Linked DNA regions of Mus musculus: regions 1 and 3 are each linked to region 2. Evidence: chromatin loops called from intact Hi-C (ENCODE). Cell type or tissue: heart. All regions are shown on one strand. Links, peaks and the distances in the headings refer to the core of each region. The heading gives the core; the rest is flanking DNA. Region 1 overlaps Adamtsl1 (ADAMTS-like 1). Region 2 overlaps Saxo1 (stabilizer of axonemal microtubules 1). Region 3 overlaps Adamtsl1 (ADAMTS-like 1).

Region 1 (10,402 bases), core at 3,639-8,638, 150 kb after region 2:
CTTTCTAGAAAAACTGCCTAGTTCACAGCAGACAGAATAGGATGGGCTATACAGAGTAGCGGGTGCTAGCTGCCCTCTCTCCAGCCCAGAGAGACTTAAATAAATAAATAAATAAATAAATAAATAAATAAATAAATAAAAGTAGAGATGGTCCTCATGTCCATGCTTTTCAATGGCTCAACTCATGAGTCAGAAAAACATAATGGTAGCTTGGAATGGTGTCCTTCTACCCAACATTCAAAGCTATCCAGAGGGCACTTTGTTTATCTTTGGGCTCCTAATGGGGTGGGATGGTGAAGCAGTGCCGATCAGTTATAAGGATGGTAGTATACTGATCAGAGACATTAAGTGCTTTGTTTTACTCCAATGTTATCTAGTAGAAACAGGTCTGAAAGCTGGGCAGTTATTTCTGCCCCCACCACCTTCCTCTTCCCAACCCTTCTTAGACCAGGGTTCTTAGCCCAATGGCTCACCTGTCACTGAATTGAACTGCTTCTCCGTTCCTGGTCCAGTGGATGGTGGGCCTTGGGTTGCCTACCGCCTCACAGTGCAGAAGCACACTCAGGGTCCCACTGGCTAGAGCCACAGTCTGCCCCAGGTGGGTGACTACCTCCGAGGCTGAGAGTTGCTGTGCCGCTGAGATCTTCCGCAAGATGGCGGGCTTGCGATGAGGCCTACGGGAGCCACCTCCAGCCTCTCCAGATGAGCTCCTTAGGGAGCTGCTGAAGCCAGAGACATGTTTGTGAGCTGGGACGGCCATGGGAGGAAACCTCTGCTCAGAGGGCTTAGGAAGCAGATCCTGGTTCTCCAGGTGGCTTCGGAAGATGTCCTGGGCCAGCTGGGCCACCAGGTGCTTGCTGTAGAGGTCCCGTAGCTCCTCTGGCTGCTGGGACAGGTTCCTGAGGATGTCATCCAGACGCTTCTGCTCGGCCACCATGGTGAAGGGGAGATGCAGGAGGGCCTGTTCAGCATTGGGATCCTCTTCTGAGGATGCGTTCCTTTCTGCAGAGTCCTGCACCTCCCACGAGGCCAGGAGCTCTCCTGGCCAGCCGCCCTGCTCCAACAGCCTAGACACAATGTCATCATAGCGGTTCCCAGGATCTGCAGTGAGGCCGCGCTTCTCAGCTTTGCTGCCGTTGGAGAAGATGCCATTTTGGTGTTTGTGGGTTTGCAAGGCTTCTTTTGGATTGGTCTTCCTCACCTGCAGGGCCTCCTCTTCCTCACTCCAAAGGCTCAGGGGCCTGGCCACGAGCTTGCGGTTGCCTCCAATGAGCTTAATCACAAACTGCTCCCGGGCGGGCCCCGCAGAACAGGTGTAGATGCCCGCATCTGAGGGCTTGAGGCGATGGATCTTCAGGTAGCCAAAAGGGGCTACGGTGACATGAGCCGAGCTGATGCTGTGCTGGCCGTCCTTTTCCCACGTGATGAGGGGCTTGCGGAATCTGCGTGTGGGACACCGGAGCACCACGGTAGTCTTGGGAAGCAGGTAAGCAAATCCTCCCACAACGAAGTGCAGCTTCCTCTGCCTGCGGGTCTGGATGTATATGTTTCGTGCAGCTGCGATGTGAGGACTGTGCTTGGTGGAAGGCCTTCCAGGCCCTGATTTGAGAGGGATGCCAGACCGAAGAACCAAGAGCAGGGAAAAACCAGAGTGAGATAGGGCCACCAGAGAGGTCAGGGAGCAAAAAGGACAAACAGGGAGAACTCTTCCATTGATTTTGGCATGCCCGTCGTTTACCACTTCTTTTTATCCCGAAGGAGCTAGCTATCAGCTGTGGATCATCAGGCTATCCCACCTTCAAAACCCAGAGCACTAGTGAGGTGTGGTGAGGGGGTAGCCCACAGGAACCAAAGAGGTGGAGGTGCCTGGAGCCTTGGAAAAAGGCAGTCCTCATTAAAAGCATTTAAGGAAGAAATGTGCACCGTTAAGAGAGGCAGGCAGAGGACAAAGAGGAGCACACATTTCTCTGTTAAATGTTCACCTCTGGGCCATGCAAAGAACCAGGGCCCAGGGTAGACAGAGAGGGGAGCCCTGGATTGTTATAACTCTGGGGATTATATTACACAGTACAAATGTGTTTAGAGCAATTTAAAACCCCAGTTTGGATAACATTAGACTTCATTAGGAATAAGGAGCCTCTAGCTTCTAGATCTAGTGTGCCAGCAGGAGACCTTTGCTCAACCCTTGCAGGCTGCTTTTGTAGGGGAGAAGAGAACTCAGCCTGGACACCCGAGTGACTACGATTCCCTTTCATCTCCAGTTGGGCACTCCATCCACAACTGTTTTTAGGCTCTGCTGCCTGGCAATGCCCCACCACTCTGGGGCTCAGGGCAGGCCCTTGCCTAGTGGCTATGGATGCTGGTTTTTCATAATGGGGATCCATATACCCCCTCCCCCAGACATACTCACTTGCACAGGTTGCCAGCATACAGGGTCTGATGGAGGAAGAGAAGGGCAGGGGAGGGCACAAAGTAGAATTGACAACAGTGGAGACCCCAGTTTTCAGCACCCTCTGGCAAATGGCACTTCGAGTCTGGGTGCCCTCCCCACAGCTCACAGAGCACTGGTGGAGGAAGAAAGGATAAATGTATCAAAGTCCTATAAACCAGAACATTGGTCCCTATCTGGGGGTTGCATTCCCTTTGGGGGTCAAACTACCCTTTCACGGGGATTGCATATCAGATAACCCCCTAATCGGATATTTATATTATGATTCATAACAATAACAAGATTACAGTTATGAAGTAGCAGCAAAAAATAATTTTATGGTGGGGGGGTCACCACAACATGAGGAACTGTATTGAAGGGTTGCAGGATTAGGTAGGTTGAGAACCCCTGAACTAGATAGAGTCTCATGGTTGTTCTGAATGGTCCCTCAAATTCACTATATGCTGGGCAAAGTATCAGCCACTGAAAGAAGTGTATTACAACAACGCAGAATATATGTCTCACAGCACACCTTGCCCTCTAACGTTCTCTATTACTCTGTATTATAAGGGTTTCAGTGAGCATTTAACCCATTCTTAGTTACATATGGCTTAGGTTTTAGAGCCACAGAAATACTCGGTTCACTTTTACACACAGTCATTCCATAGTTGGGAAGCTACTGAACTGTTTTTATTTTTATGCTGATTTTACAAGTCTGTGAGTTAAACGAAGGACTACAAGAAAAGCCAATGCTAACCCAATAAACGCTATGCCTCCTGCTCACTGTTGTGAGTGGACTTTGGGGGTGAAGTGTCTAGCCTCCAGAATCAGTCCTTCAAATGAGGAGGCAAAAGCAAAAGTAGAAGAATTCAGTGCAAGTCCACTGTGGGCTTGGGGCAAGCCCAAGGCAGTTTCACTGATGAGGCGAGTGTAGTCGGGAGTGTGAGAGGGACTTGGGACCTGACTTTGGAGACCTTTCATTTTCAGACAGGTTTGGAATTGGTCCACAGAGCAATGGGAAGCCGTGAAGGAGGGAGTGACATGATGGAAGAGGTGTATGAGAAGGTGGATCTGGCAACACTGTGCTGAAGGGAGGAGAGGGGAGGGGAGGGGAGACGGAACGGGATGGAGGGGCTGCTACGGCCTCTGCTTGAGATGATGAAGGCCCCGAACCTGGGTCATGGCAGCATGCCAATGGAAAGATGACAGTAAAAACAGCTGAAAGCTGTCTTACACTTTGAAATTTTATATGTGAATACATTGAAATGACACTGGCCTGTGGGACAGATTGTGACAGCTGCCACCCACCCCAACAGAAATTCAAGATGCCAAGGACCAGTGCAGGTTGAGAACAAACCTCTGCTCGTGTTGCCTGATGATTACGGGCTCCAGATTCTATTTGACACCTGTTTGACCATAAATGATAGTACCAGATCCAAGCATCCAAGGGGCAAGGAGTCGGACAGCTTTAAAACATGGCTGTTTTTGTTTGGTCAAGTGGAAAAACAGACCATTAGCCAGACTGCAGGCCAAGGTCAGCTGTGACTTTGGTAGTCTCATTCCTTCTCTAGCATCAAGCTCCACCTTTCTAAAGTAGTGAAGCTAAGCTGAAATCAAGTCTCTCAAGCCATGCTTGGTAACCATGGTGAGGAGGCGATGCCGGGGCTGCTTCTCAGTGATGGCGACTCCCACCACTGGAGACCTGTCACCCCACTCCCGCTTCCGCTTTAACCATGAAGTTCTCATTTTGTTTTAGATTTAAAAATGTGTGTGGTGTGTGTGTGTGTGTGTGTGTGTGTGTATGTGTGTGTGTGCGCACATGAACTCTCATTTGTTCACTGCATGTGCAGAAGCCAGAAGATGACATATAGTAGTATTACAATATGTCACTCTCCACATAACTCTCTTAAAGGAGAGTCTCTCTCACTGACCCAAGAAGCTAGGCTAGTACCAGTGAGCCCCAGATGTATCTCTGGGAGATTGTGTCTCACTATTTCCAGCCTCTCTTCAATGCTAGAAATTTCCATTCATGAACCCTGATAGCTCAGAACTTTAGATAAGGGCTAAGCCTTCATACTTTACCAAGTGTGTCATTTTATTTCCTTAGGGAGAAGAGCAAAGCACAAGGGAGACCTAGAATATGACCCTGAGCCCAGCCATTGCAGGCAATGGAGTGTTTTACCTAGATCCTTCTTTCTCCTGATAATGAACCCAGAAGGTAGGGAACAAGGGTTAAGGTAAACTAGACACAAGTACTTCATGTGTCTCACTTAATCAAGACTCTGCCTACATGATACACTCTGTTATCTTCATTTCAAATACAGTCAGACTAAGGGATAGAAAGATGAAGCAATGAGCTTCATGCTGTATAGTTGCTAAGGGAGTGAGAGTTTAGAGCCAGGTTTGCTTGTCATTGTGTCTGAACTCTTAGCTCTATAAGATCCTGTTCTAATGGTCTACTTGGCTTAATATGATCTGGTTCAGTGGGTTCCTTCCTTTGGTGCTTAAACCAGAAGGGTCCTTCTTTTAAATCACTTTTTAATGACTGTTCTGTGTTCAATATCCTCCAAAGGCCACAAATGTCAGAGGATGGAGGGGTGGCAATTATTAGACATATATAGTCTTCTCTCCATTGCCCATCCATGATAGCCCATCACCCAATCGACACTTGGCCAGGATGTTGTTGCTTGGCACATACACCAGGGCTCTTTTCTGTGTAGGCATTTCTTAATATGATTTATTATATTAAGTAATAATGCCTCCCAAATCAACAGTTTTCTGTTGTTCTTCTGTGTTGCCTGCTGATTAGGGACTCCAGATTCTATTTGACATCTGTTTGACCATTAATGACAGTACCAGATCCAAGCATCCAAGGGGCAAGGGGTCGGACAGCTTTAAAACATGGCTGTTTTAGTTTGGTCAACTAAAAACCACCAGCCAGCATGTCTGTGTACACACACCTTTAAATATGTACACATTTTTCTCTTCCCCTCCATTCTTGTATTCTGCTGAAATACAAACTGTTTCTGGAATGCCCAAATAACCATTCTCCTTTTTATCCTGAAACATCTGGGGTGAGACACAGCCAGAGGTAAGTTTACTAATAGATTATGATGGTAGTTTAGGTTCTTGTACAGCCCCACTTCCCACAGCAGGCACTATCAGATGGACTCTCAACAGCCTGGTAATGTACAAAGCAAGAGTTCCGTGCTTAGAAGTCAGGCATCTTTATTTCCTCAGGCTTCCTTTTCTGTCTGGAAGAGAGTGTTCCTGTGACACACATTTAAACCACCAGCAGTTCCAAACTGAGTTGCATGTTATACACTAAAAAGCCAAGGCAAGAAAGAGAAGGGTCTTGGATATGATTGGGATGTACCAGTCTTTCTGCCAGTTGCTGAGTTTGCTTGTACAGCAATGATTTTTAGACTTCTCTGTGGAAGACACTCAGGTCTTTGAAGCTGGGTAGTTAAAGGCAACTCAAAGAGAATCCTGGAGCTGAAAGCAGTCCGGGTGACTTTTTAACTCTGGATGTAAATGGATTCATGCCAGTGTCAAAACAAGAATTACTCGGAGAAGCAGGTTAGCTGGAGGTTAAGTTTGGGATCCCTAACTCCAGGCACCATCTGGAGCTGAGAGCGCTGAGCCACCACTTTCCCCAAGTACACAGCAATGGGGAAATCAAGTTCTCTTGCTGGGAAGTTGTTCAAGTTTTAGAGTCAGGAAACTAACAGTAAAGAGGCAGGATTTCCTTGGCCTTCTTTTCCTAATAAATCACATCCTTTATTGTCCAGAAACTTGGAAGAGAAGAACCAGGGAGGCCTTGCCCTTCCTGAGCAGAGACTGGAAAGAGCTGGGAGTAGGACGTGGGAGCATGACTGTTGGGAGAAGGGGCTAGGTGCAGAAAGACGCGAAGAACTCTGGGTTTTGGGGTTGTCTGAGGGAGTTCCCATTTATAATCACAGGTTTCTGATGTTCAACTGTTAGGTAAGGGCTGGCTGCATAGCCTAGGTCCCCATAATAAAATCAGCCCATAGCCTAGATATTATGCATCCTACCATATAGACTGATGGCATTACAATATGCCATTCCACACTGTCAGGAGAGCTTTTTGGTCTCTTTTCTATTGTGTGGGATGATTTCTGTCCTATGCGTTCTCTCACCCTGAGAAGAGAAGCATACCTACCTCTGACCACTCTGAGAGAAGCCACTCACTGGGGCAGTCATCTTTCTTGCACCCTTGGTGGGAGGTTGGTTTGGAGGCAGAACAGAAGGTCTCTGGAAGCTCCAGGAAGCTGCCGTCAGCCATACGCTGCTTGCAGAGAACATCACGTTTCTGAATCCCTCCTCCACAGGTCCTGGAACACTGGGCAAGCAAAGCAAAAAGGGTCAGCACCGGCAAGGATCCTGATCACGACCTGATTCTTGGTGGAGTAAAGAGCAGGGAGGTGGTTTTTTCGTTTTTGTTTTTGACAAACCAGGAGTCAGGTCAAAGGGCTTTGCTTCTTGTCTTTGCAGTGAATTATGTAGCAAAGATTTTGTAGCTCCCCACTTGTAATCTCAGGTATTTAACTTGAGCATCCAGGAATTCAGGAGCCCTGGAATCTTAGAAATTTGCCCCTGAACTGTGATTTGTAGCCACTAAAGAGAACTGGTTTAAAAGGTTAGTATAATAAAGTGTTCAACATATTTATGATCCAATGAAAATAATCTGTGCAGCTTCCAGCATGAGGAAGAGGGACCTCCTGCCATCAGAATCAACCATCAGAAAAAAATTAATTTGCAGAGAGAAAGGACTCTCCTCTCCCCCCACGTGGAAGCAAGCACTCACTCAACCACACTGGGCAATGGGAGATTTAGGAACCAGGTTTCTGAAGAACTCATCTGGACTGGTGATTTCTAAGGGCACTGGGAGCCAGAGGCGCTGAAATCTGGTATGCAAGAAAAATAGCCTCATGTCAGTGGTTTTCAGAGGGACCGCAGTAAAACACTTTGTTTACATGGAACTTAATCGTTATAATCTGGCTGCTTAAGGCAGGAACGAGGCCTCCTGGGGCACAGACTGTTGGCTTTCTCCAAGTATTTGTCCCTTCCCTTTTAAGGGCCCTCAGCTTTTAGCATGGTACACGGTTTTCTGTATAGGCTATATTTGGCAAGCTCCCTTGAAGGCAAGCACAGCCACTGGACTAAACGATGGCCAATGGGATATAAACAGATGGATGTATGCGATTTCAAAGACCTCAGCTAAAGAGAGACCCACACCGCTCCTTGCTGCCAAGAATTGGCATGGGGTGCATGCGATATGCAAATGGGGTGTGAGTGATATGGAAAAAGATAGAGTAGGTTTCATTGTTGACTGAGAAGCCCTGCCTACCTCTTCTTATGCAAAATACTCTTTAGTCTTTGAAGCCACTATAATTTTGAGATTTCTGTTACTACACTCTGATAGAACCCTAGTTCTTATATGCTAAACCATGGCTTTGCTAGGTTGGTGCAGCTCAACCAAGACATTTCAGGGTGTCCTTTGGTTTCTTAGGAACAGTCTCTAGTTATTCACTTGCTGCCCTGGTTGTTTGAGACATTTAATCTAGGTCCAAAAGCTGAGAGTTTGCATTGAAGGAAAGTAGCTCCAACAGGCTAGATGTCACCCTCCTTGGTGGTGGTCTTATTAGGTAGCCAGTAAGATATTAGGGCTGAATTGTACCCCTGCTCTCACCTCAATCAACTGCTCAGATAGCCAGGGGCAGGAACTGCAGGACTTTAGTTATTAATCAGAGGAATCCGGCCTGAGTCCTGTCAGGAAAGCCATTGACTATCTAAACCTGGTTCCAGCCTTATAAGACTACTATATAGAAAGGTGATAAACTAATTCATACTGTTGCCCAAGTCAAGGGATTGCAGAGATGGCTCAGGACTTAAGGACATTGGCTTTTTTTACAGAGGACCTAGGGTTTGATTCCTAGTGCCTACATGGCAGTTCACAGGTATCCTAGGTTACCTAATCCCAGGTAAGTATTGTATGCAGATAGTCAGACAAACTTGCAGGCAAAACACTCATACAATAAAAAAAAAATAAAATAAAAGACAGAAAGACAGACAGACAGGAAGGAAGGAATGAAGGAAAGAAGGAAAGAAGGAAGGAAGGAAGGAAAGAAGGAAAGAAGGAAAGAAGGAAGGAAAAAAGGAAAGAAGGAAGGAAGAAAAAAAGGAAGGAAGGAAAGAAGGAAGGAAGGAAGGAAAGAAAGAAGGAAGGAAAGAAGGAAGGAAGGGAGGGAGGAAGGAAGGAAGGAAGGAGAGAAGGAAGGAAGGAAGGGAGGGAGGGAGGAAGGAAGGAAGGAAGGAAAAAAGGAAGGAAGGAAGGCAGGAAGGAAAGAAGGAAAGAAGGAAGAAAAAGAATCAAGCCAATCCAATGGGCTTGTCAGTCACTGGACAGTAAAACAACCTTCAGGAAATCTATTAATTCTAGAAACTTTAAAAAAGTACTTTTTTATATACTTATTAACGTGCATGTGTGTTTGCATGCATGCGTGTGCATGTGTGTGTGTATGTGTGTGTGTGTGTACAGGTATGCATATCATGGTACATATGTAGAAATCAGAGGGAAAGTGTATAGAATTGTTTCTCTCCTACACTTAAGTGGCTCCTTAAAATCGAACTCAGGTCAGCAAGTGGTTTTACAGGGTGAGCCATGTTGCTGGGTTTCAGAAACTTTAACAATATAAAGTTTGCTGAAAAATGTAAGTTGATACAATGGTTTCTGGCCATTGTCACTGTGACACAGTGAGTGTTTTTCTTTGCATTGATTCCTTTGGCCATTGCCCACTTGTAAGAGTCAAAGTCAACCTGTAAGCGTGGCCGTAAGCTCCAGGGCAAGTTAACCGCCTGGAATGCTGGAAGTTGTAGTTTTTGAAAAATGACAAAGCCACATGGGAAATACGGTGGCCTTGTGTTTTGCCCTTAAAAAGTCCCTACAACGAGTGACTCTTTACCCCTCTCTGGGATTCTAGAGAGTGGGTAGACCTTACCAGAATCCATCTGTGTCTCTGCATATCCATCTGCCCATTTGCCTGTCCACCTATCTACTTAGCCGTCTAGTGATTTAGTAGTACTGGGATTGAACCCAGATACTTTCCTGCTGATCTATATCCTTAGACGGCATTTCATTTTTAAAATAGAGCTTTCTTCCTAGTGTTGAGACCGAACCCAGGGCCTCACGCTTGTTAAAGGATGTGCTCTGTCATGGAGTCATATTCCCAGACCCAAACAGCAATTTTGAATAGCTCTCCCATCAACCTGTTAAACACACAGATGAAGAGATTTTACTTTTCTTACTGCTCATATTAAGTATATGGGATTTGGACTCAAAATATTCTCCAGTATTTTGGTTATATCTTTAATAAAATAATTTAGAATTGAAGGAGTTCATCTCTAGTGTGTTTCCTTCCATATAGTTTCCCCACTAAACTTCATTTCATTCCTCATAATGTTCATTTGTTTCCTCATAATCACTGGCTGGAGTATGAGCTGAAAAATACAGTGCCATTTTTTTTTTTTTTTTTTTTTTTTTTTTTTTTTTTTTTTTTTTTTTTTTTGGTATTTTGAGACAGTGTTTCTCTGTGTAGCCCTGGCTGTCCTGGAACTCACTTTGTAGACCATGCTGGCCCCGAACTCAGAAATCAGCCTGCCTCTGCCTCCCAAGTGCTGGGATTAAAGGCATGCGCCACCACACCCAGCTTCTACCATTTCCTAATAGATTCTAGAGGCATGTGATATCTTTAAATATTTATATCCTTGAGAGTGCAGTGAGAAAAGTAGATGTCTAGTTCATAAGACCATATCCCTACAAACTCTAAGATGATGTCAAACCACATTTTTTGTTATTAAAGATTAAAATTTAGTCAAGACACCCAAAGGCCTCCTGAATTCACCAGGCATAATGATGTATGGAGATATTTGGCAGCTAGTATATGCAGAGTC
Region 2 (10,402 bases), core at 1,712-6,711:
TGTAAGTTCATATGAGCTTTGATCATGCTGACTTAGAGGACTTCGTTCTTCTGGTATCTTCCATGCCCTCTGGCTCTTACACTCTGTCTCCTCTTCCTCAGGGTTTCCTGGGGGGAGGGATTTGATGGTGACATCTCCTTTAGGTCTGAGTGTTCAAAAAACTCTTACTCTATTCGTAATGTCTGCCTGTGGATCTCTGTATTTGTTCCCATCTGCTGCAGGATAGAGCTTCTGTGACGATGGCTGAGCAGGGGCACTGGTCTGCTTCCCCGGCTGGAGTCTGGGTATACAACACTTTATCTGTTTATCTACCACCTTTAGTTAGTTGCTGTTAAAGTATACATGTCAACTTTTCAACTGGGCAAACGCTCAGGAGGGTGATTCTTATTTAGTAAGACCCCAATGTAGCATTGACAGAGGGCTAGGGGTTTAGTTCAATCATGAACTTAGGGCTTAGGGCTCGATCTAGAACACTGCAAAACAAGCCAGTCATTACAAAGCCTGCTCTTCTAGCTGAGTATTTAAAAATATTTATCTGTCTGTCTACCATTTTAGTGAGACAGGGTCCCTCCATGTAGCTCAGGTGGGCTCCAAGTTTGAGTTTCTTTTCCTTGTGCGTCTTGAGCACAGGCACATAGTATATCACTTTCACATCTTTATCTGCAAAGAATGAGAGTTTCTGCTCTCCTGAATCCTCATGGATAGAAATGGCTTACACTGAGCAGCCACAAACTCCTGGTCTCTCCTCTTTGATCCTGCTTCCCATGTGCTATCCCAGAGTGTTGTGTCTTGATTTCTGTAATTAAAATATAAAAATAAGCTGTGTGTGATGACACACACCTGTGATCTCTGCTCTTGGGAGGCTAAAGCAAGATTTTGAATTTGAGGTCATTCAGGGCTATATAACAAGACCTAGTTTTTTTAAAAAAGGTAAAATATTAGTTATTTCTTGGTATGTCTAAGTTTGAAATCATTGAGAACTCTGTCTTGAGATATTTGTATCTGATGATCTGTCAGCTCTTAGGCTTTGTGTGTGCATACACACATAAGTTATATACTACTTATTTAGTTTTTGGAAGCTACAACAGCTGACCTTTGCCCATCTATAAGTAGAGAGTTTCATTTTTTTAATGTGTATGTAAAGTGGGAAAGGCTCACTATAAATTACAGCTTAAATAGTATTCATTTATAAGTCATTTAATTTTTACACATAGTCTTTCAATCAATCAATATTTTCCAAATGCTAACTGTGCTAATCAGACTATTAGGTATCAGGGATGTAGCAGTGAGTTAGCGAAAGGTCCTGAGGCTGAAAGACGAGGTGAGCAATGAACAAATGAAGGTTGATTGGAGGAAGTGGATGGGCACTTGATAAGAAGATGGAGAGTGGTAATGAATGTCTTTGGGTGTACGATAACCAGGGTATGTTTTTCTGAGGATGTAGTAATTGAGACGAGACTGGAAAGAGTAGATGAGAAGAATTGCTGTGTGAAAATTGTTTGCCACAGGTTCTGTAAACTTCCGAACTGAGGTAGGGACTGGGCAGATGGCTCGGCGAGCAATTGTGCTTGCTGTGCAAGTCCAAGAACCTGGGTTTGAATCTCCAATGGCCATGTGAATCTGGGTATGGTTGCTCATAATTGTCATTCCAGGTTGGGGGACAGAGATGGCCAGCCATTTGGTTTCAAAAAAAAAGGAGAAAAATGATGGCGTACCTGACTCCCACTCTGGTCTCTGTACATGCATGCATGAGTGTGCATTTGCACACACATGGGCATATGCCATTTGGACATATAAATAAAATAAAAGAAATCAGGTGGTTTTAGGCGGTTGTGTGATTTCACTTGTGTGCAGTGGTGATACTCTGAGCCGACCTGGGAACCCAGCTAGAAATCTCACCAGTTTGGCCCAGAGCAGAGCCTTGGAGCACATCTGTTGGGAAGAATAGAATCTTGGCAGGAGATAGGGAAGGGGAGGAGCGGAAGCCACGCCTTTTGCATTGGAGGTTAGCAACAGCAGTGTGGCTGAGAGGGAGTAAGGCCTTGAGAGAGAGAAGAGAAGGCCTGGAGGGTCAGGGAAGGCATGCTTAGGCTTCTGGACAGGTTCTGAAAGGAAAGTAGGAAAAGGCGAGGTTATACTTAGGGAAGCAGGAAGGCTTAGCAGTGTAGCCATGAGGGAGGCTCTGTAAGCAGCTGTCGGAAAGTGAGGGGCTTCTGGGAAGGGAAAACACATTATCTCACTAAGGGGGATTCCTCTCATCTCTTTATCATGTCTTCTGATAAGTCAGCTTGAGAGGGGTGGTTCCATGGACTCCTGGCTAGGTGATTGACAGGCCCAACTGGACTGATTTTTCTTTCCCTGCATCTAAGTTTGTTAAAGTATCAGAGACTCTAAAACGAGTTACAGGCAGTTGTGAGCTGCCATGTGAGTACCCGGAATCGAACCCTGGTCCGCTGGAAGAGCAGCCAGTGTTCTTGATCACTGAACTATCTTTCCAACTCTCTGCATTGACTCCTGAGGGAGGGAAGGGTTCTATTTAATGTTCTACTTTTTGGATATCAGCTGTTTCCACCAAGTACAGGTATAGCTCCTTCTTTTGACGGGGGCAAAGGGGGGGGGGATGAGGAGGGACGTCTGTGATATTTTCCTTTCTAGTGTTCCAGACAGGGTCTAGGGTGGACCTCAATGGCCTTCAGGCTTCTAGTCCTCATGTAGCTACCCAACATTCTTCCTCTCCCACGTAATTGCTGAGACCCTAAGATCATGAGCTGAAATTGACCCAGAGGTCCAGTTCCAAAGCTGTTCACCAGAGGGGATCGGTATCTGCACTGGGGTTTAGGTTGCACCCTAATGTGTGAAGCTTCCAGGAAGGGGTGCTCACTCAGGAGGAGAGAGGTAGCAAACCACAACCCTTATCTGGCATTCCTGGCCTGTGACCAGGACAGGGCCAAGGACATGTCCAGCTTCTGACCAAGGATAACAGGACTCCTGTGTCAGGAATCTGGAAGCTGCCTGATCAGTTTCTACCTCTGGTTTCTCAGAGGGGCAGTTGGGTCTGGTGACTCGCAGAAGAGTTGGACACCAAAGTAATTTATTAGGGTGTAGACCATTTTAAACACTTCCACAAGCAGTGTGACAATTGACAGTTGAACATCAGCCATGCTTGCATGTAATTTTATGATCCACATATTTCGATTAAACGGTTGAGGCAACCTTTTAAGTTTTGACATGTACATGGTAAAATAGAGGAAAGGAAGGTTAAATTCTGAATTTTAATGGCAAAAGCCAGTCTGCATCACATTTTGGAGGACAAGAATTTTCAGACTGCATGTATTCCTGTCAAGAAAGTAACTAAGCAGACTCCCCATGTATCTTTTGTAGGCGGCATCGCTGTCCACATCTCCCTACGAAGATTTATGATAAAACAGAGAAAACACGTCTTCTCTCCGAGTACACCGAGAATTATCCGATCTATCAGTCTTACCTGCCCAGAAATTCCTTCAAGCCCGAGTGGTGCTACCGGAAACCATCTGCACCAATGGAAGGTCTGACCACATGCAGGTGAGGGCAAAGATTGGCTGGTAAACAAACGGATGACCTGAAACTAGTAATGTATAGTGTCATGTCAAGGTAACAGCGTGCAGTGTGGAATTCAACATCAGAGCCTTAATGCTAATGTACTAGATAGCTCTGAAAGAGATTATTGTAGTTGTTAGCTTTCTTAACTATTACCAAACACTCTCTTACTAATAATTCTTGCCTGTTGAAGTGGAGGGTCGGGTCTATATTGGTCTGTCTTACTTAAAGGTGGTTAAGTTAAAGGTAGAAGGAGAGGGCCTGCTGCTGGAAAAGGAATTTTTGGCTTTGTGGAAGGTTCCATAACAACTTGGCTGGAAAACAAAGACTGGTAATAAAGAATGAGCCCTTCTGTTGTGGCGCTATGGATTTTGAATTAGAGACCCCACAAATATTCAAGATATGCAAAGAACATACTTAATTTTCAATTGATCCTGCTATACTCTAGTTGGTTTCCAAGTTGAGATTGCTAGGATCTAGGGTCATGTAGGCATGGAGTTGCCTCTGTCAATGTCCTGGAGGTTCCTATTGCCAGGGGATGGGGAAAGTGCTCAGTCTGAGGGTTCTGCACTCACAAGACTGTGTATTTTCCATTGACAGTGTGGTTAGTGGCTTCCTGATGGTGATGCCTGGCTTAGTCATCTGTGGTGTTAGGAACATCTTTGAATGCAGTTGGGTGGAATTTTAGGTCCAGCCAGTCAGTCTCTCGTAGAAACCACCTGAACCTTGGTGTGTTCTTGGTCTCCCTATCCCTCATCTCCAAAAGACAGGATTTCTGTGCTGTGGAGCTAACAGTGTACCCCATTTGTTCCCTCACAGCACGTGGGTAGCACACATGCGTGGACAACTTGCTGAGTGCCCCCCCCCCCCCCCCGGTTCACCTATTGCATGGTAATTTTGTGTGGTTTTAATAATGATTCCAGCTGGCCCGAGGTGGAACATGACATCTTTTTCCCAAAATAATGGAAACTTCCTCTCTTGAGAGTTTGACTTGTAAGTGTTCTTATCTAAAAACCAGGTGCTGTATGCTAGACTCATAGAAGCCATGTCTAGGTTAGGGCAGGAGGTCATCTAAGGGGAGGAATGAAGCTAAGGGATTTCTAAGCTTGGTAGGAGCTACTGGACAGGGACATCTTGAGAAAGGCAGGAAGCTGAGGGATTTGTCTGATGCCTAGCAGTTATTGTACGTGACCTGGTTTAAGGACAGTGGTTCTGGGTCCTGGTACATTTGAACAATGCAACTTACAGCTGCCTTTTTCAACCTACAGCTTATTAAATGACATGAACCTGAACCTTACAGTTTGGGCTTCATTTTGCTAAGAAAATATCTTCTCCAGGGCCCCAGAGCTCGCAGCAAAGACTGTGGGCTTCTCCCGAGCTTTGCTGCTTATTCTGAGAGACTACAGGCCAAATCAAGGAGGCGTCCTGTGCGCATGCGTGGTGCACTGGTTTGCAAGGGATGAACATAGCATTGGGAACTGACTTCAGACTTCATTTTCTACTGCGGGGTGCATCAGTTCTCACCTTTTTACAACCAGTTTTCAAGAAAGGAAGAACACTTTGTTGTGAGATCAAAGGCACTAACTTTAGCAACGTTGTGACGGAAAAGTATTTTCTGTCCTGGAAGTATAGGACAGAAACTGATCGAGACTTGATTTTTGCGAGATGCTCTTGTTCATGTCTAAATCTTAGGAGAACAAACACACATCCATCCTCTGAGGCAGGATCCCGGTCCCACTGCCCAGCTCTGAGGCCCTCAGACGTGGAAGCCCTTCATATTTTCCTCCTTCCTAACGCAAAATACTAATCTCTGACCTGAGCTAAGTTATCTTTGCCCGTGTCATTTATAACAATAAACCCATCTCCCAGCAGGTTCCCCGCCTCAACCAGAGCCACAGTAACGATAAATCCAGTTTATATCAAGAGGTCCCTAGCTACTGAAAGAATTTCCCATACCATTAAGGATTACAGAGCTTTAAAACAAGAGAAAGGGGTGGAATCCAGTTACTAATGGGGGTGGGGTGGCGTGGGGTGGGGTGGGGAGCCGGCCCGGGAGCTGGGGTGTACCTCGGTCACAGGGCACTTGCGTATCACCTGTAAGGTTCTATGTTCAAGCCCAGAACCTGAGGTTGGGGAGAAAGCTTATAGCAGATTTTTTTTTTCCCTTTTATCCTTCCCTCGAAAGGGAAGTCAGGCACAAACTCTAGTGGCGGCTACTCTGCTGTATCTCACTCGCACTGCTGTCTCACATCCCAGACTGAGGAAAAGCTGAGTTACTCTCAGGAATGTAAAGCAGCTTGCCTCCCCTGAGGCTTTTAGGGGATGGGATGTGTCATCTGCGTGGATTGTCACCCCTCCACTCCCATGGTACTCCACTCATTTCCTTATCTACAGGTGGACCCTGTATAGCGTCTGAGGCTGGACACCACGCTCCCACCTGCTGCATGAAAAAGTCATTTGGTGTCCCGGCTTGGCTGAGTTTGGTGATTAAGTCCAGACACAAACCCCACCTGGCTTCTGGAAAGGTTATCATCCCAGCACGAGGCCTGATTACAGCTGCACACAACTCTTACTGACTATAAATTGTGGGGATTTAAAGCAGGTGTCAGAAGGGGAATGCCTGCGAGTTCCAGTCCTTTTTACTGGGAAAAAAAAAAAAAAAACAACCTTTTTTTTTTTTTTTTTTTTTTTTTTCTCTTTTAAAAACTTTGCAGCGTTTGGTAATTCTCCTGCAGAGGACTTGCCTTTAGTTTAGCTAGATCCAGCATCAAGTTATGACAAAAGTTAGCATTTCTAACTTTGCCTCTCATTAGGCTGTCAATAGACGAAAGACTTGGGAGCCCACTTGGGACAATATTTCTGTTGCCTAAGCCAGCTTCTGCAGTGTTACGTAGTGCTCTAAAAGGGAGTGAGATGTGGGTAGAGTACATTGGAAGTTCATCCATGCATGCTTGCGGGGAAAGAGAGAGAGAGCGAGAGAGAGAGAGAGAGAGGAAGGGAGGATGTTGGGGGGGATGACTAGTATAGACTCTTGTTTTATTTTTCAATTTTTTAAAATTTATTTTATTTTATCGATAAGGCTCATTGCTAAATAAGTGAGATTAAGAAAGGAAGAGTAAAAGAGAAAGGGCATTTATTACCCTTTTCCAAAGCCAGGAAGGATGGAAGAAATGGTAATAAGTCGTCTTGACATGCTGACTGAACTGTGTGGGTTTTCTTTGAGGATTCTCTGTTACTCAAGGCTGCAATTATCTGAGTTGGTGGGGCTCGGGGTGGGGGTGTTTGAGGCCTGATGAAGACAAGGCAAGGTTCTCAGCGCTAGGCTTGCCCGGGAAGCCTCAGAGCCTTGGCTTCCTTGATGTGCCCCTTTGACTGAGTTTGTGGACATTTTGCCCATTATTTCATCAAGAATCTATGTTCCTATTCGTCTGCTTCTCTGCCTTAGTCTCCCCCCTTTTGGTTCAGATTAGGTAGCTTTTAGTCACTCTGTCTCCACATTTGCTGACCTCTTCCTTCTCTCTCTAAGCCCAGTGAATTATTTTTTCTCAGATAATATATTTTTTAGATATTTTTCTTTGAGGCGAGGTCTCCCTCAGAATCCCGGGCTAGCCTGAACTTGGGGTCAGATTCTCATTCTCCCTCCGAGCACAGGAATTTGGGGGTTACAGGGATGCACCCCCAGGCCTGCCGTTAGCTTTTTTAGTTTCTTTTTTTTTTTTTTTTTTTTTTTTGGATAATAGCTTTTATTTCTTTTGTGTCATTTTCTAGCCCTTTCTCATGAAGCATAGTGAAAACAGCTGCTCTGAGCTCGCTGCTGGGTTCAGCATCTGCTCTGCATGAGGCACGTGGGTCGTGTTTTCCTGCAGAGAGTTGAGTGGTTTCCTATTGGTTCTGGACAGTATTGTGAATGTTGCATTCGGAGACTCTGGATTATTTCCGGTTTCACATTCTTCTGAAAAGCATTTCTGTTTGTTTGTTTATTGGACAGGTAGTTTGACGAGGTTCAAAGTGTGAATTCCATGTCTTGGGTGGCAACCCAAATTCCATTTCAATTGAGTTATCCTTAATTCAGAAGCCCGCTTCTGGTGTGTGGGACAAGCAGGGATCTAGGCCCAGCGACATACAGAACTTTGGCTTTAGCTCCTTCCTTTCCAAGACTGCCTCATTTTGCTTTTCTGTTTTTTTAGTGAACAGAAAGAGTCTGGCAAAGGCTGGTTTTAGCTGCCTCATCTGGCACAGGCTGGTGACTGCCTTCAGGCTGAAGCTGTGACTCACAAGCAGTTCATGGAAAATGAAGGAGCAAAGACTTAGCTAGGGCCATTTCTTCTCCCACCTGCTGGCGCTGTCCCAGAAACCTATTGGCTGGGCCAACTCTAGTCCTGTTGAGTAGTTTAAACATGGTTTCTTCCAGGCTACATGGAATGGTGACAGATGTTAGCTTCTGCCTGAGCAGGATCGGAGGAACTGAGGATAGAGGAGAGATAATGATGTATAATTGGAATCTCGGGTGGTTGTACTAGCATCTACTGGCTGCAGGGATGATGCTGCGATCCAGCTTTCTAGCTCCGCTGAAGGATCTTTCTCAGTGTTCTGGAAAAGGCTTTCCAGACCTGCCTGAGATGACATAATGGGGAAGTTTGAAAATTACATATGGAAATAATAAAATAAACAAGTAAGGCAAAGAGTATCTCCCTACCTGGATAAGAGGAGATGGTTAAGAGGACAAGTCATGAGAAGAGGGTTAACTGGGGACAAGGAGATAGAAACGAAAACATGAATCTGAGGATAGACACCGTGACTAATTTATCTATGCAGGAGGCTAACAATGAGAGACAGATTGGCTCAGAGATGCCTTGGCTAGTATAAACAGTAGAGCCGTGTTCTGTGGTTGGGGAATGTGTGGGAGGAGGGAAGTCACATAGACCCTTTCTGAGGAGAGAGGGGATAAGGAGAGGCTCTGAAGAGAAGAGTTTCTCTATGTATATCTTTAAAATGTATAAAATATTCTGAAGGCTCTGCCAGAGCCTGACCAATACAGATGTGGATGCTCTCAGCCAACCATCGGACTGAGCACGGGGACACCAGTGGAGAAGTTAGGGGAAGGACTATAGGAGCTGAAGGGGTTTGCAACCCCATAGGAAGAACAACAATGTCAACCAACCAGACCCCCACAGAGCTCCCAGGGATTAAACAACCAACCAAAGAGTACACCTGGAGGGACTCATGGCTTCAGCTGTGTGTGTATATAGCAGAGGATGGCCTTGTCGGGCATCAATAGGAGGAGAGGCCCTTGGTCCTGTGAAAGCCTGATGCTTAGGGGAATTTAGGGGAATGGTAGGGTGGTGAGGCTGGTGGGGGAGCACCCTCATAGAAGCAGGGGTGGGGGATCGGGATGGGATAGGGGATTTGTGGAGGGGAAACTGGGAAGGGGGAGAACATTTGAAATGTAAATAAAATAACCAATTAAAAATTATAAAATATTTTATTTTTCTTTAAAATATGGGAGATACTGGGGCATGTTTAAATACTGCCAGAAAGGAGACAGCTGGGGAAAGATAGAGATGCAGGGTAGGAGATGGTCTGTGGATGAAGAGCTCAAGCAGGTGATTTAGGGAAAGGGTGACAGTCTGCTTTGGCAAATAGGAAGCCACCCTTCACCCCCGTAAGACAGAGTCCATTTTAGCATGATTGATTCCCTGGCGGCTACTATAATACCTTTTGAAATTTGTATAAATATTCAATTATTTTTAAAAAAGTAAACTTTGTTTGGCTCCTGTGAGAATTCTCCATTCTCCACTTCCAGGCAAATGGTTTTCGTTAGCAATTCTGTAATTTCCCCTTTCCTTTTTCTCTGTTCATGCCCAACACCTTTCTTTAGCATAGCCAAATGATTTGAAATGAAGTTGCTATAACTTCCCCAGCAGGGCCACTTTAACCAGTACTTAATTCTAGTTTAACTCTTGGCTTTCCATGCTGGGTAGCTTTTATAGCTACCTACCTAAAGAAAACTTAGATCTTTGACCTTTTTTTTTTTTTTTTTTCTTTATTCAGAATCACAGCGAGGTTAAACACTCGGGAATGCACCACAGGAAGAGAGAAGCCATTGAATGTTGAAAAACAAGTGGTTAAGTTTAAGCAATTTCTGTATAGAATAAAATAACTTTTTTTTTTTCTCCATGAACTTGAAGGATGTAAGATTATGTGACACTGGGGACAGGCATTTAGGCTGCGGCTAATGATAGCTTTCGGTGAATGTTCCCAACATAAAAATCTAACGAGGAAGCCCATACATTCTGATAAAATTCATTTGCAAGCCATGGTGACTATTTTTGGGCCAGATAAAAATGGATCAAACTTCAAACTTAAAAATGATCCTTTCCCCTGAAGGTGAGAGGCTTCTCCTCCCCATAATGATTTGCCTTCTCTAGAGCTGGTAAATGAATTCAAATAAAGATGCACATTCATATCTGGATTTGAATCTTTTGTCCGGAAGGAGATTAAGTAATGAATCCATTTCCTGAACTTAGCATGTTTTGTGCGTCTGCTTCTGTCTTTGAGCAGCGACTTGAGGCTAGCCCCTGAGCTGGTGAGTTTGTGAGCATTATTGCTTAGCAGCTTTCTGAGGGTGAACAGCAGATGGAGCATTGAGCCTGCTTCAGCTGTTAGTCTGCAGGGCTGAATACCCTTGGAAAATGGCATCTTGGAGGAGAAGTAAGCTTTTTAGGGTAGTCATAGAGCTCTGGGGTGGGAGGCCTCAGCATGCAAGCTTGGACAACTAGCTTTGCTCTTCAATGATGACTTTTGGTACCTTCTGCTATACCTCAGA
Region 3 (10,402 bases), core at 2,255-7,254, 91 kb after region 2:
AGTAGCCACAGACATCAGCAGACCACTTTTTGAATGATAAAATTTCCAAGAAGACTGAGAAGCCTTTCTAATTTTAAAAGTGCAACCCACAACCCTTGCATGGTTATGTCCTGGCAAAATGTCCCTTCTACCTTCTACAATTAAAACATGACGGCAGCTATATGGAAACAAAGCTGAACTCCACTGCTGTGCTGTGATCTTAACGATGCCAAGATGTTATTCTGGCCTCCTTTCTAGGCACGCAGGGGAGAGGCATTCAAAGCTGGCCTCTGTTTCTGGGGCTCTGCAGAGTTGGACCGGCAAATGATACACGCTGTTGAGGGCTGAGATGGTATAACCTTCCTGGTACACAGATATGTATGAAAGACATCTGTGCAATTGAAGCAGATTTCCAGGTTTTAGTCACTCGATTTTGCATATTCCATATGTATGCTTGGTTTGAAATTTTACCAGTAGCAGAAGAGATGGAAATTCTTCCTTACACCTTTCTCTCCACTACCTGGTTACTTACAGTCAGTTTTGCATGTATTTGAAAAGTTCCTTTTTGAAATAGAAATAGTAAAGCTAAGCTACAACTTCAGTCCTTTTCTACTTTACATTTTAAACTCCAGGGACTTTGAGATTTGAGGAGACTTTCAAGATTATAGGACCAGTGCCAGGCAGAAGAGGAAGTTAGGAGTGTATGTTCATTTCCAAACATTTACCCAGAAGACATAAAGGAGTGTAGGTAAGATGGAAGCTGGGTAGCATTTCTGCTGTATAAAAGACAGACACTAATTATGTAAGAGTCGAAACTCACCCTATTTCTACATTAGTAGCCAACTCCACTTCTCCAAACTGAACACAGCTCATGGAAACACTGCTACTCCCCAAGGGTAAGATGGACTTCACTGGGGACCAGACTCTGCTGAGTCATGCTTCCATAGACATCAATTATTTACACACACACACACGTACACACACACACACACACACACACACAAAGGCATCAAGGCTCCAGAGACCCAGTGTAGGACTTAAAACAGGAACATGTTCCTTGCTTGTTTGCATCTTCATGGCTCTCTGGGAAGGATGTGTGTGGTTCCGATTCCTACCAATGTTTTCTTGGCCCATCTAATTCTATAGATCCTTTATGATGCTGCATAGCTCCTATCTCTTCACAAAGTCTTCTCAGATGCCGTTCTCTCGGGCAGACTGCATCCTATTTCTCTTATAGAGAAAACACCCTCTGTACTCCAGTGTGAAGCAAGGACTGAGAGGAAAGAAACTGTTCTTAGCCAGGAGAGCTTCGCAAGTGGTCTGGAATCTCTCCTGAGTTTGGCTTTTTCCCCCTAGGGTTCTAGGAGCCCTACTTTGTGATCATTCTTTACTTTTAAGAAAAGGGAAGCTGCTAAACTTGGAAAAATGTATCTACTGTGTTTTATCTCCTTTGGTTCTCAAAACCAATCCTGAGATGGAGGTTGTTGCCCTCTTTTACTAGGTAGGAAAGGAAGACTCTGAAAGGCTAGGCGACTCCATCAGAGAACTATCCCAAAGCCCATGTTTTCTTTACCCTTTTGGCTCAGTAGTGGCCTGGACCTCTTGCTTAATTTATCTGAGATAAGCTGAAACTCTCAAAGAGAACTTGACTAAAATGTAAGTGAAGTTAACAAGCAAAGAGTTAAAGAACTAAGAAAGTGAAAAAGGAGTAAGTTAATGAAAAATTAGGCTGACTGAGGCCTGAATCAATCTACCACCCATCTTCTTTATCCCTGCTGCTAGGACTTGGCCACTAAGTTGACTCAACTTCCTTCACTCTGCTACTTCAAGAAAGGAAGGGCTGGGGCAATAGGGAGCCTAAAGGAACTGCACACACACCATGTGCAGAGATACCACTCTAACACTTTAAATACTATATTTACCCTTTTCTTTTTGGGGGGGGGGGTTTCGAACAGGGTTTCTCTGTGTAGCCCTGGCTGTCCTGGAATTCACTTTGTAGACCAGGCTGGCCTCGAACTCAGAAATCTGCCTGCCTCTGCCTCCCGAGTGCTGGGATTAAAGGCGTGCACCACCACGCCCGGTTTATTTACCCTTTTCAAGAACTCCAAAAAGTTATGCAACCATCTGTCTTCAGTTAATAGGCTAAGGCATGAGAGCTTGAATCATTTGTCTGTGGCTATTCAGCTGTCAGTAGGTAGCATAGCCAAGCCTGCTGGTTCTAGAACCTGCCCTGATCATCGTGCCATGCTCTGAAATGCAGGGGAAGGGCCCCATTAGGCAGCATGGACAATAGAGGATGGAAGGGAAAAGTCTTTTATGAGAGGACCAAGCCTTGCAGCCTTGGTCTTTTATTAATTTTCAGAGTGGCTGCTTCACCCTCATGTCTCCTTCTATTATACTGCTATTACATTACCATTATTCTTCTATTACATTACTGTTATCACTCATGGGCTGATCTTTTTAAACCAAAGAGTCCCTTCATGTTAAGGGCATGCATGGGCCAGGACCTCTGTGCTCCTACCCAGAAGGTACCACACATGGGCCCTCTAATCAGGCACCCATCTTCTGAGCTACTTCTTAACATTTGACACTTGGCAGCCAGCAACTGTCCCTAAATCCAAGGAAGAGCTTAGTGTAGGCCACAGTGAAGAAGAGAATAGACTCTTAGGTTTATGACAACAGAAGTACAAAGGGCAAAAAGGAACACATATTAGCTTTAATTTTTGTCCTGGGCACTGAGCTAGGCACACTGCACAGAGCTTCTCATTTAAGTCTCACAAGCCCAATTCTGAGGGCTGGGTTATTTATCCCAGTGAGGAACCAGATGCTGTGCATTTGGAAATGGCCCTTCCAACGGAGGCGCCTTTTCCTCTATAAAGCTGGCTGAGAACTGAGGCAGGAGGGTCTGTCTCTCCTTTCACAGATCCTAACAAACCCCGAGACACAATCCTGCCCTTTTTCTTCTCTAGTTTGCCCTTGGGCCCTGCAGCTGCTGTAAACCTGCCAGTCTAGCACCACACAAACACAGAGGGGGCACAGAACACGAGGGGGTGTTTTCAAGAGCCATTTCATGGTGAGGAAGGATTTATTAGGGCAAGTGTGGAGTTCCCCATTTTCCCACTGGTGGCCTCTCAATACCTGTCTATTTTGGGGACACCAGACTTATTCACATCGTTCCTATTGGGTACGCTAGGAAGGGCAGTGGCCTGGGAATTCTGTCTTGGTGCCAAGAAAGGGCAGGAGCAAGTGTGAGTGAATTTTCTCAAGGTCTCCATTTCCTGATTATCTAGAATCTTAAAATAAGTCCATGCCTGGTTACTTGCTATGGCCTGGAACAGTGGCAAGTGGGGGAGATTTACTGCCTTGCTCTCTCTGCCCAGCTATTTTAAATGTCACTTATGCTTTGGTGTCTTTTTATATTTATGGTTGTGTATTCCAGTCTGAAGAACTGCTGTACTCTTCCCATGGCTTCCCCATAAACACTCTTTGAAATACTGACTTCATTTTACACAGTCTGCTGCTAAGCTTCATCTCCTCCCTATTGGGCTCTGTTAGCCACTTCAAATTTTACCTTAAAAAAGAGACCAAAGTAAATAAACACAGGCTGTGAACAACAAAAAAACACCAGTCTTTCTTCTTTGTGGCAAAGCATATTCTCCTTGTGGGCAGTACTTCAGGAAACAAAACATGACTTCCTTGTGGCATGAAATCTCAGCTTCCCAGTATAAACGAGGAAACAGATGCCAACTGTTCTTTGAAGAGGGTCAGGATAAATTTCTTTTTTGCAATGGCTTTCCTCATCAAGGATGCTGGTCCTGCCCTTCAGGTTGCCTTGCCCTTCCTCTGCATCACTTTCCCTGACACCTCTGGGGTGGGTCCCATTGTGAATTAATTTCTACCTAACCTTTGGCCTTCAGGTCTTGTTGTTCTCACAGCTATCTTTGGAGAGGAAGTAGTGATGATCTTAGTCTTCCCCAGGATCACCACGAAACAGGTTTCCTAACAGATGTGGCCTAGGACATCACTGATGTCATAGCGTGCATGGGAGGAAGTTCCTGATGCAGCCTATACCAGGGGAATCAGGAAGTGCGCTTCTAAGGGCGAGGGTGGAGGTGGGGGACAGATGGAAAAGCTGTAATTAAAATAGAAATGGGAGATGGGGTGACTCAGGAGGACCACGGCCCTGCTACCAACCTCTGTTTTAAGATGCTGGAGAACCGAGCTTCCTTTCTCCCTAGGATCTGGAAGCAAGCCCAGAGACATGAAATGTCTTGTAATACTAAGTGTAATGCTAAGTGACTAAGAGAAGGTTGTCCATAGCTTTGACTCTTGAATTGGGAAATACAGTTTTACTATTATGGGACAACAACCATATTCCTTAGTATACTTGCTGCATAGCAAAAATTACTCTATAGAGTAGGCAAAACAGGGGCAGGTACAACACGCAGTGCCAAAAACAGTTCCTATTTCTCTCCTTGCAAAAAAAGTTTGCCCAGCCCTAGTGTGGAGCAGGTGCCTAGGGAATCAGTGCAGAGTGATCACTCCAGGCAGGGACAAAGACCTCTAGGATTTAGTTTGAGGTCAAGGGAGGGTATTTAGGGAAAAGAAAGCTCAAGGCAATGGCAAAGACCAGGGGAGTATTTGGACAGAAATGGAGTTATTGTATAAGACAATAATAAGGGTGGGGAGAGAGATACATACAGTGTTAGATTTTAATAGCAAAGAAATTGTGTGCTAAGTTAGACTATTCTAAATGATGACATATTCCATTTTTTTTCCACTCTAAGCATGTAGTAAGGAATGGGGAGGTGACTTTGGAAATCCACTCGACCCTGAGAATAAGTTCTTTAAAAGTACTGATGCTTAGCTCTGCCCCCAGAGAGTCTAGCTTAATTGGTCTTTGTTGAAATCGTTTTAAATTTCCCAGGTGGTTCGATTATCCATTTGGGCCCCTCTTACCAGAGGGAGGAAACGGTCAGGCACGTGCCTGCTGAAGCTTCAGGCCAGGTAGGCTAGCAGGTGCCCAACACATGTGAGTCAAATTAACTCAGGAATATTGGCTTGTAGCGGAGCCAGCTTGATAAGCCTCTGGTTTACTAGAGTTAGCTGTACAGCATGCAGTTGGCCACATGGCTTCTAATAAAAGAAATCACTTCTGCCTGCCTTTGCCTAGTCCTGGACAAGCTCACAATGCTCAGTGCAATATTGAGTCAGTTTATAAATTGGACATTTAAAGACTTTTTTTTTCTCTGTTGTTTTAATGCGACCATTTACAAGGCCTTACAAAATTTGCCCTCTGCCTTCTTGTCTATCTGGTCGGCTCTCCAGCCCCCATTTCTTCTCTCTGTGACTCCACTCCAGCCACTGTGGACTCTTTGTTGTTCTTGGAGCGCACGAGTCACATCCTCCCCTGCTGGGGATGTACCTGGCATTTCTTCCAGCAGACATGAACCATGCTCAGTAGCTTACTGCACATCGATGCTCACAGATCATAGTTTTAAGAGCTCCTCTGGTTGTAGAGGCAACCTCCTTCCCACATTCTGAACTGTTCCCTGATGGTCCTTTCTACTTTTTGGTGTTCACACACTAACACTGTGAACTCCATCTGTAGACTGCAGCTCTGGGTTTTGTATGTTGCATGCATGGTGGACTTGGATTGCCCACCGGTGTGACATTCTTTATTGGAATGGCCCAGTTCTAACTTAGTGCCAGAGAAAGCAATGTTCACCGTTTAGGGTGAGATTGTGGATCATCACCGCTCTAAACAGAAGTCTTGGGCCAGTTGAGCTTTGCAGTTGTCTGCAGAGAGATGAATGTCCCGAAACTGTGCAAATGTGGACAGGTGGTTAGTGTGGAAACACAACTGTGTGAGCATGGTCTGTGAGCCTTGGTCCTGATGACTGATGGGCTCTGAGATGCAGAGAGGATGCTAGTGCTGCTGTGAGGCTGTAGTCTGAGCTGGGTGTGTGCTGGAGCCCTGCAGGGGAGAAGGGCCAGGAACACTGAGGATAGACTAGTCATGGGCTCTCCTGCTCTTTGCAAAATCATTGGGCACGGGAAAATGGCTCTTGTGGGGATGGGCCACGTGCCTCTAGCAGGAATGCTTGTAAGGTCTATGGAGTTGAGCTTGTTCACTGACAAAGGAGAGAGTGTTCTAAGAGCAGCAGTTCTCAACTTGTGGGTTGCAAACACTTTTTGTGAATGACCCTTTTATAGGGGTCATCTAAAACCATTGGAAAACATAGATATTTATATTATGATTCATAACAGTAGCAACATTACAGTTATGAAGTAGCAATGAAAGTAGTTTTATGATTGGGTCACCACAACATGAGGAACTGTATTAAAGGGTCACAGCATTAGAAGGTTGAGAACGTGTGTGTGTGTGTGTGTGTGTGTGTATGTATGTGTAAGCTAGATGCATGTGGATGTGTTTCTCAGAACCTATTTTATTTTCTGAGACAGAGTTTCGGTGAACCTGGAGCTCACTAATCTGACCACACTAGGTAGCCAGCAAGCCTCAAAGATCCATTTCCCCCAACCCCCACAGACACATGCCAGCACACCTTGCTTTTTATATGGATGCTGGATAGCCAAACTCAGGTCCTCATGGTGGCAGAACGACACTTTACTGCCTGAGCTAACTTCACAGCCACACACAGGCATCTGTGTATTTTGTTGCTGGAGTCATCTGGGGAAAATCCAGGGCCGATAGAACAGGGTTTTCCTCTTTGCTAATTGGTAGGATGTTCTAAGTCTTTCAGGGTCTTAGGTCTTAGGAAGAATGCCTAACTCAGTAATAGGGCACAACGACAGTGGGAAGACTGCTACTTTGAAGCAGGATTTGTGATTTCCATTATAGACCTCAGCATTGCAGTTAATAATGTGTCGCAAATGCTTTCTGCATGGGGCCGGAAGAAGGATGCCTTAGGCGCAGGGGCCACAGGGCTTCTCAGTCGTGAGTACTCAACTCTGTTCTGTGGCATGGATGCTTCTGAGGACAACTCGCAGGCTGGTGAAGGGATGTAACTTATAACAATACAGTTCTCTTCACAAAATGAATAGCTTTTAGAACTCTGCCATGAAGCCCCGTCAAACAGGTTTAAGACTTTGGGTGTCTTCTAGATTTCTTAAATATAAGTTTAATGCATAGCAGAACAAGCATATGAAGGAGAACCATACCAAGGTCTCAAGTGTTCCACTCTTCAGAGACATAGTTAAGGGAATGAAATGATGGCCACAGTACAAAATATCTGAAAACCATGTATCTAACTTTCAAATTATATAAAGATTTTTGAAGATTCAGTTCTAAGTGAAGAAACCTCCGAGTTTAAAAGATTGATAAAACATCTGAGCTGGTTTTTCACCAAAGGAATTGGGATGTAATTAGGGAAAGCTGCTCAACACTGCTGGTTATCAGAAAAATATAAATGTGAACCACACCGAGATCACTACCGACATCCTAAAACTAAGACAGCAAGGAGAGCAAGCTTTGCTGGGGACTTGGAGGATCTAGAATGTCACAAGGTGCTGATGTGGGTATGAAGTAATGTGCCACTGTGAAGAGAAGTGTGGCCTTTTATTAAAGTCCTACCCACACACCTGCCATGTCATACAGCCTGTCTCCCCTAGGCATTTAGTGAAGAGAAGTGAAAGCATATGTCCATTCAAAGACTAACGCATGAATTTTTATGCCAGCTGCATTTTTAATAGCTAGAAGCTGAAGTAACCATTCTGTTTCTCAATCGATGGGTGACTAAGTAGACTATAATATATCCATACACAGAGTGCTAGGCAGTGAAAGGAGACGTGCTCTAATGACAAAGGTGGTAGCATAGATGAGGCTAAATGATGTGATAATGAAGAAGTCCTAGCTGACAAGAAGGGGGTAAGCAGGATCGGATGAGGAAAGAGTGTGTGTGTAACTCCCCAAATAAAAAAGATTCATAAAAGAATGGCATTGTTCCCTTTATGTAACACTGTGCACAGTGAGATTGCCAACTCTGCTAGAGAGCAGATTAATCAGTGGTTAGCTGAGGTGGGAGGAGTGGGAGAGAGCAAGGTTTCGAGGAGTGATTGTGAAGGGGTGGAAGGAAAAGAGATCAAGCCAGGAAGGCACACAACAAACAAAACCAAAGGTGTGGAAGGAAACCTTGGAAATGCTGTATGCTCAGTCTGTTTGCCGTAGGAGCCATTTCCAATGTAGATTATGTGTGATTTGTTTCATGTCGATTATCAAATGGTTAAACATGCATAAATATATGTCCTATAAATCAATAAAAAGGATAACTGTCATAAATGAACAGATGACACTAATGAGCAATTCCTAAATGAAATTAGGAGACTGAAAAATTTATTAAATTGCAAAAGTAATAAAAATAAGGATGTACTTATAATGTTTCTTGTACCTCATGGCTTTGTGCACTACAATTACAGTGATGAATGTAAAAGCTTGTGATTATAACCTATGGAGATAACACTTTGGAGACATGGGACCTCTTATTCAGTTCTCATGGGTATACAAGAGGAATACAATTTAGTTGGGGGAAAATTAGATAATGCATAGTAAGACCCCAGACAGTATGAAGACTTAACACAATAAGTCTGCCATTAGGAATTGATCCCAAGTAAACAGGGGTCATGTGAAGACAGAAAAAAGTCATTATGGTTATTTTTTAAAACAGTGAAAAGACTACAGAGACCACAAAAATCCAACAGAGAATTGATTGACTAAGACAGTATTCTCTGTCAACAAAGCCATGAAAAGTGAAATCATAGAAAAGTTTTTAGAGACATAGATATTTGTTGGCTATCACTAAGTGATAAAATCCTTAAAGCCAATGTGCAGCACGTAGTTATCTTTAGGTAAAATATATAAAGGATTCACACTCATACCTCAGGGTTGAATCATTAGATATTTTTCTTTTTCTTTTTAAATTTGATTTCTACTTGTTATACAATGGAGATATATTGTTATGATAATTACAACTTCAATTAAAGTTACTTAAGAAAAATAACTTTACCCTATAAATGAATACTATTGTCCCTGGTGATCCTTCCAAAAACATTGTATTCAAAGTTATAAGAAGGTTTAGATACCCTGAGGAGGTCTGAGATGCTTCTGCTCTGAAAATGGAGACTGTGGGGCCCCGAGTTAGGGCTGGACCAAAGGTAGTAGTGCCACATCATGGGACTGGCTCTTCCTTCTAGAGAAGCTGGTATACTCTTGAGCCTCCTGCAGAAAGGACAACTATCACCAAGTTCCAAAGAAGTGGTGCTTGTGTTGCTCAGGACAGTGGATCAGGTAGGCTGGACCCTCTCTCTGTACAGCAGAATTCAGTGGGCATTTCCTACTAAGAGACTTAGTCCTAATTTTCTATGTTACACTCACGGAAAGTTAGGCCTAAAGAGCAGACTCAAGTGCTATGCCATCAGCTGCAGCTGTGGCTTGAAGGGGACTCAATGCCAATATGCCATCTAACTAAAACAACAGTCTATTTCTGGAAATAGATTCACTCACCCCCTGGAATCTCAACACTCAAGTCTCAGCAAATCAGAGCTAGCACTGAGATATGGCTTTTAAGACTCCGATTCTCCCTAATCCCCTTCCTTTAATGAAAGAGGAGAACCACAACCCAGGAGCCACTGCTCCCGTGCCTCACAACCATGTGGTACCACAGTGCATAATTAGATTACAGGCAGTCAGCCCCAGACACCAAGATACTTGAGCCTAACCACTTGCTGGCTCCATCAGTGCTGACAAATGGCTTTCATCCATGAAATCAAGTGGATCAGGCATGGATAGTAATGAATTCCAAGGTAGTACCTGTCCTGAGTGACAGAAGATACACATTTCCATCTTGGTTTAGAATATGTTACCCTCAGCATAAGATTGGTCATTCAGAGTGCTAGATGGATTGTCCTGAGTATTTCTTTTACTACATCATCCTCTTGTAAAGAAAAGCTAAGTGCTGAGCAGACAGCTCAGTGGCCACTTCTCTTACAAAAGATCTGAGTTTGAGTCTCAGCAACCATGTCTGGTGAATTACAACTTCCTATATTTCCAATTTTAAGGGATCTGACTGCACGCACACACACACACACACACACACACACACACACACACACACACACACAATACAAAAGTTAAAAATCTCTAACTATTCATCTTAGCTTTTTTTTTTAATAGTGCACTTGCTTTTTCCACAGTCCAGAATTCAAGATGTTCCTCCATTTGCGGCTCTTTGCTGTTTTAATGTCTTGGGAACTCAGTGTGAAACTGCCTTGCTGGCCTGTTTCTTATGACCGAGGGCCCAGCCAGAGGACCAGCTAGAGGTGGAGACCTGTCCAACTGGGAGCACATGGGTGAACTAATTTGGATGAGCAGGAGAAACTCAAGGTGGACGGAGGGCATCAGAGTTGT

Evidence for each region. Peaks named below come from ENCODE experiments on the same cell type or tissue, not always from the same donor. Only the 100,000 strongest peaks of a DNase experiment are listed, where the experiment ranks them.
Region 1: it touches region 2 in a loop (2.5-fold over the local background); 2 of 42 quality-filtered maps call a loop at or near these places.
Region 3: a loop joins it to region 2, with 2.3 times the contacts of the local background. A loop is called at or near these places in 3 of 42 quality-filtered maps.

The regions. Positions count from the first base shown.
Region 1 is chr4:86,333,227-86,343,628 of GRCm38, reverse strand. Adamtsl1 (ADAMTS-like 1) reads right to left here. Exons shown (of 29, transcript NM_001368621.1): 17 at 6,612-6,791; 18 at 2,411-2,564; 19 at 474-1,599. Among named protein-coding and RNA genes, the nearest start is that of Gm33730, 100 kb to the left of the region's middle. In heart, for the core only: no CTCF peak of the experiment used is centred there; no DNase peak of the experiment used is centred there; H3K27ac peaks cover 461 bases.
Region 2 is chr4:86,480,899-86,491,300 of GRCm38, reverse strand. It overlaps Saxo1 (stabilizer of axonemal microtubules 1), which reads left to right. Exons shown (of 4, transcript NM_001081096.1): 2 at 3,382-3,561. Among named protein-coding and RNA genes, the nearest start is that of Gm26017, 23 kb to the left of the region's middle. In heart, for the core only: no CTCF peak of the experiment used is centred there; DNase peaks (open chromatin) are centred at 1,960, 4,200 and 4,580.
Region 3 is chr4:86,390,506-86,400,907 of GRCm38, reverse strand. The region is part of intron 23 of Adamtsl1 (ADAMTS-like 1); the gene reads right to left. Among named protein-coding and RNA genes, the nearest start is that of Gm33730, 45 kb to the left of the region's middle. In heart, for the core only: a CTCF peak has its summit at 5,095; DNase peaks (open chromatin) are centred at 3,997 and 5,047; H3K27ac peaks cover 381 bases.